Linked DNA regions of Homo sapiens: region 2 is linked to region 1. Evidence: chromatin loops called from intact Hi-C (ENCODE). Cell type or tissue: left ventricle myocardium inferior. All regions are shown on one strand.

Region 1 (4,000 bases):
TTCAGAACCTCCACACTTGGTCCAGTGTGCAGACTGTTGGGCCTCAATCCTGGAGTCTCAGCAGACAGATTGAACTTCAGAGAGAGAGAGTTCTATCTCTAGAGACTGAGGTGTCAGAGCCACCTTCAAGAAGCCAGGCCAGGTCAGGGAAGTTTACTTCTCTTTATATGGAGATGTGGAATAATGGACCTAGATCCCAGCTCTGTCACCTCCCAGTTCTTTATTTGGGAAAAGTTATTAAATCTTTCAGAGCTGCAGTTCTCTTACCTGCAAGTGGAGATCATACTGACATCACAGGGTCATGGGAAGGGCTAAATGAGATTAGACGTGTGACATTGTCTTTGTGGAGTGGCGGCAATGGGGAGTGTAAGAGAAGTGCCTGCCTAGCCGGACATCCTGAAGGTGTTCATCATTGGTTATCTGTACAAAGCTCCCAGCGTCATGTCCATCAGTCACGTAATAATAGGCGCTCAATAATGGCATTTCCCTTCCCTTCCCCCTCTCTTCCGTAATCCTAGCTAATTTTGGAAAAGGGACAACTTTATTCACCAGGCTAATAGATGCAATAGCATTCACTTGCAATAAATAACCCCCGGGGGTACCTCAGGGGACTGTGATAATGCATTAACCAGGAAGAGGCCAGGCGGATTTCAAAAGAAGCTTAAAAACATCTCATCGGTAGGAATACGGCAAGGCAAACTACTTATTAATCTAAGGAGACTAAGCCATAGGATATAGGTAGGAATTTGAAAATGAAGTGTTAGAGCCAATGCAATTGAACAATAATTGAATGTTAATATCTGGTGGGAAAGGGCGAGATCTTTGAGGGCACACCCTGGAAGGTGCTGGAGTGACCTGGTGCTAAGTGGCTTTCTGCCCCTCTGGGCAGCAAGGTGCAGCTCTGAGACGAGAAGCCTGGAGTCAGAGACAGGTGTTTGAATTCCACTCAGGCCACCTAACAGCTTTGTGATCTTCAGCAAATTTCAAGTTTCTCTGTGCTGCAGTTTCTCTTCTTTTTCTGTCTTTCTTTCTTTCTTTTTTTTTTTGAGATGGAGTCTCCCTCTTGTCGCCCAGGCTGGAGGTGCAGTGGTGCAATATGGCTCACTGCAACCTCTGCCTCCTGGATTCAAGTGATTCTCCTGCTTCGGCCTTCAGAATAGCTGGGATTACAGCACCCACCACCATGCCCAGCTAATGTTTGTATTTTTAGTAAAGATGGGGTTTCACCATGTTGACCAGGCTGGTCTCTAACTCCTGACCTCAGGTGATCTGCCCACCTCAGCCTCCCAAAGTGCTGGGATTATAGGCATGAGCCACTGCGCTTGGCCTATGCTACAGTTTCACACCTGTAAAACAGAGCTACTAGAGCCACTGTGGTTTGAATGTTTGTCCCCTCCAAAACTCTTGTTGACATTTAATTGCCATTGTAAGAGTGTTAAGAGGTAGGACCCTTAAGAGGTGATTAAGCCTCATGGTGGAACTGGTGCCATGATAAAAGGGCAAGTTCAGCCCTCTCCTGTCCTCTCTCTCACCCTCTCACCTTCCACCATCTGATGACACAGCAAGAAGGCCCTTGCCAAATTCCAGCACCTTGATATTGGACTCCTCAGCCTCTAAAACTGTGAGCCAATAAACTTCTGCTCATTATAAATACTCAGCCTCAGGTATTTTGTTATAGAAGCACAAAACAGACTGAGACAAGTGCCAACCATTGAGAGTTGGGTTGGCACGGTTACGGCATCTACTTTAAGTGCCATAGATCCGTGTTAGTTGCCCTCCCTGAAGAATGCAGAGAATGGAAAAGACACGAGAGCTCCACTGTGCTTTCTGTCCAGTTTATATTCTACACCGTCTAATCTAGGCTTTGCCTCAATTGGCTTTTCTACTGGACCAGAGCTTGCTCTTTCTTCCCCTTGAGTTATAAAAGCAAGCTGTGCCACCAGAGGGCAGCTTTCTCCCAGGAACGAGGTCAAAGCCAGCTCCTGGGTAGTGTTCACTAGTGCCTGCTTACAAACCTTTGCTTTGTCCAGCTCAATCCCTAAGAAATCCTATGAAGGTCTTGTCTCTTTTGGACTTGGGGTCCTGAAAACTGGGTGCACAGACATTACAGAGAGCAATGGCCCTCCGTGGGCCTCCAGCCTGCCATGCAAGTATAGGGATTTTCAGGAGTGAAGTGCCAAGAGGCACAAAACAAGGGGTATGGGGTTGTGCTTTTCCCTTTTTTAAACTGAAGACTCCATGCCCCATTTTCACCCCAGGTGGGATGAGGCATCACATCCCTTTAGGCCTACCCCAGGCTCCCTGTTCTCAGAATGAGCTCCTTGCCCAAGGACCCTGCACCTTGTTGGCCAGTGAGTAGGCAAACAAGAAGGAGTGTATTCTGACTTAATTGTTTGGGGTTTGGGAGGCAAGAGAAATTGTTGAGTGGCACTAACCAAGGCGTGCAGACTCACGTGCTTGTCATACGTGTTCAGTAGGGCCTGGGAAAACCAGGGGATATTGGAGCCTCTTTAGGTTCTTTAATGTCAGGATCTCACATCTTAATTGTGTCTCAAATCTGAATGAAAATGCATCTCTCCCATCTCCAACTGAGCAGGTGTGATTGACTGAGGGCCTCGGCTGCTGTGCTTTGGAATCTACCACCACACTTGCTCCGAGGCCACACTTCTCATGGGCCACAGCCAACCACAGACTGAACACAGTGGGGATATCAAAGTGGCCTGTTCCTGGGAGGCACAGAGATGGGAGACTCCTCTGAATGCACCTGTAGCTCAAGGACTCCCTGGTGGTCATTCCAAACACTGAGGACTGCCCTTCCATCTAAGATGCTTCCACCCAACCTCCCTTCCTTCCCTCTCTCCTTCCCTGAGGCCAGACCTGCAGGTCTGACAGCTCTCCTAGCTTGCCTCTCCCGCTGCCTCATTCTCCCTTCTAGACATAGTCCCCCTAAATAGCTTGAAGAAGTCATCAGCTCTTGGCATCTGCTGCCCGGAGGATCTGGACTACCACATGAATCTTAGATCAGACCAGAGGGTTTTATTATCTGAGGGGAGGAGCAAGGAGGAGAAGGGATGAAAATAACCCACACTCTGTTGATGGGGCAGGCACTGTGCCTCAGGCTTACACACTTCATTCAGTCTTCCCTGTGAGATAGATGGATGTCCCCATTTTACAGAAAGGGACAGTGAGGCACAGAAGGCTAAACCACTTGCCAAGCAGGAGAGCTAGGAGCCAAACTCAGGTTTGTTAAATGCCAAGGCTCTTTCTGTTGTTTTCTGCTATGAAGAGCTGTGCAGTTGGCCTCACTCCCTCCCTCCTTGCTTTATTCTTTCAACAGATATTAATCAGCAATTTGTTATATGTCACGCACTGAGCTTCTATGGGGGATAGTGAGGGAAATGAAGTCAGACTCCTTCTAGGGCTGCAGCCTGGAGCCGGGACAGACATGAAATCAGTTATAGCATAATGGGAACGGCTATGATTTTGAGGCATGTTCACAAGGAAGTGTGAAGAAAGGGGATGGGGCCTGGAGGAATCAGGGGAGGCTTCTCAGAGAAGGCAGCGTTTGCTCTGAGACATGATGGAAAATTGATATTTTCTAGGGAGTCAAGTTTAAAGAAGCAATTCCAGGAAGAAAGCCTCTGTAAAGGCATAGAGGCAGGAGAGGCCAGGGATGTCAGGGAGCATTCTGAGTACACTGGGGAGCATTGTAGGAGGGGAAGGAGCGGGGACTTGGGTGGATGAGAATGGCAGACAGATAAAGGCTGGGCTGGGAAGGGCCTAGTGTGCCTGGACTCTACGCGAGCATGCTGGGACACATACAGGTGTTCCAACAGGGCAATGACCCAGGAGGCATCCAGATGGCAGTTTGGGGAGTCAGCTGAAAGGGCTCAGGCTGGAGGGGGAAGACCAGATGGGGTAGCCTGGTGGCGCATGGTGAATTCATTGAATAATGACCCTGGAAGTGGGGGCAGGAGGACGACAGTGTGTGAGTGTTAGG
Region 2 (4,000 bases), 150 kb after region 1:
CGATTTCTTTCATCAGAGTTTTGTAGTTTTCTTCATATAGATCTTGTACATATGTTATTTGATTTATACTTATTTAGATTATAAGTATTTCATTTTGGGATATACCTTACCAATGTAAATGGTAGTGTGTTTTAAATTTCATATTCTACTTGTTCATTGCTGGTATATAGGAAAGTGATCGACTTTTGTATATTAACCTTATCCTGCAACCTCAGTATAATAGCTTATTAGTTACATGAGGTTTTTGTTTTTGTTGTTGATTCTTTTCAATTTTCTATACAGATAATCATGTCATCTGGAAACAAAAACAGCTTTATTTTTCCCTTCCCTATGTGTATACCTTTTATTTCCTTTTGTTGTCTCATTGCATTACCTAGGACTTCCAATATGATGTTGAAAAGGAGGAGTGAGAGGGGACATCCTTGCCTTGTACCTTAGTAGGAAAGCTTCTAGTTTCTCACCATTAAGTATGATGTTAGCTGGAGGATTTTTGTAGATGTTCTTTATCAAGGTGAGAAAATTCCCCTCTATTCCTTGTTTTTTGAGAGTTTTAATCACAACTGGGGGTTAGATTTTGTCAAATGCTTTTTCCACATCTGTTTATATGATTATATGATTTTTCTTCTTTAGCCTGTTGATGTGATGGGTTACATTAACTGATTTTCAAATGTTGGACCAGCCTTGCATAACTGGGATAAATCTCACTTGGTCATGGCTTATAATTCTTTTTATACGTTGTTGGACTCAATTTGCAAATACTTTGTTGAGAATTTTTGCATCTATGTTCATGAGAGATATTAGTCTGTAGTTTTCTTTTCTGATGTCTTTGTCTGGTTTTGGTATTAGGGTAATATTGGCCTCATAGAATGAGTTAGGAAATATTTCCTTTGTTCCTATCTTCTAGAAGAGATTGTAGAGAATTGATACATTTTCTTCCTTAAATATTTGTTAGAATTCACCAATCAGCCTATCTGAGCCTGGTGCTTTCTGTTTCGAAAGGATGTTATTGATTCAATTTCTGTAATAGACATAGGGCTATTAAGATTATCTATTTCTTCTTGTGCGAATTTTGGCAGATTATTTACTTTAAAGAATTGGTTCATTTCATGTAAGTTGTCAAATTTGTGGGCATAGAGGTGTTCATAATATTCCTTTATTATTGTTTTGATGTTTGTGTGATCTGTAGTTGATTCAGAGTATTTTTTTTTAATTTCTCAAGATTTCTTTTTTGACCTATGTTATTTAGGAGTGTTGTTTAATCTCCAAGTATTTTGGGATTTTCTTGCTATCTCCTTGTTATTGATTTTTAGTTTGATTCCATTGTGCTTTGAGAGCAGACATTGTATGATTTTTATTATTTTGCTTTTGTTAAGTATGTTTAATGACTCAGAATGTGGCCTATCTTGGTGAACGTCCCATGTGGGTTTGAGAAAAATACGATATCTGCTCTTGTTGGATGAGTAGCCTACAGATGTCAATTACATCCAGTTAATTGATAGTGTCATTGAGTTCAGCTATGCCTTGACTGACTTTCTGCCTGCTGGATCTGTCCATTTCTGGTAGAGGGGTGTTAAGGCCTCCAAGTGTAACAGTTGACTGATGTATTCCTCCTTGCATTTATATCATTTTTTGTCTTCTGTATGTTGACCCTCGGTTGTTAGGTGCACACACATTAAGGATTGTTATGTTTTCTTGGAGTATTGACACCTTTGTTATTATGTAATATCCATCCTTATCCCTAACAATGTTCCTTAAGTCTGCTCTGTCTGAAATCAATGTAGCTACTCTCACTTTCTTTTGGTTCTTGTTAGCATGGTTTTTAAATGTTTAAATCCAATTTAAACCCTGTTCCCCATTTAAAGCCTGACTGAGGCGGATTTGTGACCCACCTAGACAAGCTTTAAAGAGACTAATCCTGGTAATCATAAGATTTATTTCTAACATAACTACAGAGTCTCTTTGTTAAGTAACCTCTACAGACAACCAGGGACCTAATTTTCTGAGAAGCACACACTTTGGGAAATGCTGATCTACACCTATCCTTCATTTTACCAACAAGGGTGCTTATGCTCAAATTAGCCACTGAGCCAGCACTAGAAGCCTTAGGTCACACATAAGGAAGGTGGTGGACCCTTGCGGCAAGAGAGGCCAGTATACACATCTTCCTGAAAGAGCTGAGCAGAAGAGGTTGGATGCCTGACTCAGATCTTCAGGCCAAGCTATGTTGGGGCCCAGGGATTCTCTGTCCCCACTGGAGGCCTGAGAGTTGCCCATCTCAGCTGTGGGCATCTGCTTCACCATAATCACTGTAGCAAAGAGGCTTTTGCTGAAATGCCTGTGACTTGAAGTCAAATGCCTATTCTGGGGGCCTTACAGAGCTGACTGGACTCTGGGCTTCCAGCCAGTGTCCCCTGCTGATGGCCCATTTGTTTCAAGGTCCTTCCATTTTTCTGGTAGCTGGAAACCTCAGTCATTTTGAGTTCTTCTCTCCCTCCCTTGTCCCCAGACACTGTTGAGTCACTCATCATTTTTGTCTTGAGCTTACTTGGTGACCTGCCTGGGTGCTGGGGCCATGGGGACAAATCAGCACCCAGTTGGAGTGAGATGCAGGTGCTCAGGCTGCTCCTCCGCCCAGCCCCTTCTCCCCTCAATCCAGGATCCAGTGGAGTCTGGACTTTGCCTCTGGCCTCCTCCACTCTGATATAGCTCACTCAGCAAAGCCAGGCTGATGCCTACAGATATCAACACACTCAATCTCTGCTCAAGAGTCTCCCGCACTCGGCTGCTGACTGCCTCGGGCATATGTCAGGCCACTCTATGAGGGCAGGGACCTTGTTTCTTCATGGACACCATTACATCCCCAGGACCTGACACAGAGCCTGAGGTCACGTAGGTGTGTGGTGAATATTTGCAGAAAGAATGGGATGAAGGTGGCACTTGAAGTCCCTCATCATCTGACCCTCTTGACTCTGTTGGCTTCATTTCCCAAGACCCTCTATGGGCTTCCTCTGCTGGCAGACTTACTGAGGGCAGAGGGGCACTGGTTCCTGCTTCGGGTCAGCACTATCTGGGAAAGGTTTGCACTGGTGGTTTACAGATGGAGAAGGAAACGCTGAGGGGAGTTCAGTGACCCACCCAGTGAGCACTGGTGAGTGACAGAACAGGAACGTGTATAACTCACTTGTATATGTCACCTTCTCACTTCATCCCCAGGACCACTTGAGAGGGGCTGTGAGTGCCCCATTCGTTACACAGGTGAAGGCACAGAGCCAGGGGGTGGCAGCCCTGACCCATGGTCCCCCAGCCAGCTGCAATTAGAGCCCTGATGGCTGCCTGCAGATCCCCTGCCTTCCTGATGACTTCTCGTCCCACTGTGGGGATGGAGGGCGAAGAAGACACAGAGGCCACATACTGGAGACAGGCAGGGACCCTGCCCTAGAAGCTGAGGTCTGATGAGAGGCTCACAGCAGCCGTGGATAGTTTGTCTTCTTTATTCTTAATCTGGGGAAGGCGAGTCTCACTTCCTGGGCACCTATTATGCATCTGGTCCCTGATTTCAGGAGTCCCTTAGCTTGGGGGGTGAGTGGGTAAAGTGTTGGACTAGATACTAACTCCCAGCAGCAGAGCCCTGTGAGCTCCAGCACACTGCAGAGCAGAGAGGAGGGAGGGCATCAGGATCCTTGGGGCATAATCCTGGTGTTTTGGTTTCTCATAGCGCTGTCATAAATTACTGCAAATTTGCTAGCTTAACAAAACACAAATGTATTCTCTTACAGTTCTGGAGCCAGAAATGTGGAGTCAGTTGCACTGGGCTAAAGTCAAGGTGTTGGCCAGGCTGGTTTCCTGGGGAAGCTCACAGAGAAAACCCATTTCCTGGCCTTTTTCTGGCTTCCAGCCACCTGGACGCCTTGGCTCATGGCCCCTTCCAGGTGTCACTCCAGCCTCTGACTCATCATCATGTTTCCCCCTCTTCTGTAGCAAAATCTCTGTCTTCCTCTTA

The links. Peaks named below come from ENCODE experiments on the same cell type or tissue, not always from the same donor. Only the 100,000 strongest peaks of a DNase experiment are listed, where the experiment ranks them.
Region 2: a loop joins it to region 1, with 3 times the contacts of the local background. A loop is called at or near these places in 64 of 110 quality-filtered maps.

The regions. Positions count from the first base shown.
Region 1 is chr5:170,789,489-170,793,488 of GRCh38, reverse strand. The region is part of intron 3 of GABRP (gamma-aminobutyric acid type A receptor subunit pi); the gene reads right to left. Among named protein-coding and RNA genes, the nearest start is that of GABRP, 7.8 kb to the right of the region's middle. In left ventricle myocardium inferior, a CTCF peak has its summit at 1,931 (motif pointing right); a DNase peak (open chromatin) is centred at 1,958; H3K27ac peaks cover 2,498 bases.
Region 2 is chr5:170,643,106-170,647,105 of GRCh38, reverse strand. All of the region lies in intron 1 of KCNIP1 (potassium voltage-gated channel interacting protein 1), which reads right to left. All of the region lies in intron 4 of KCNIP1-AS1 (KCNIP1 antisense RNA 1), which reads left to right. Among named protein-coding and RNA genes, the nearest start is that of KCNIP1-AS1, 36 kb to the left of the region's middle. In left ventricle myocardium inferior, no CTCF peak of the experiment used is centred here; no DNase peak of the experiment used is centred here; H3K27me3 peaks cover 848 bases.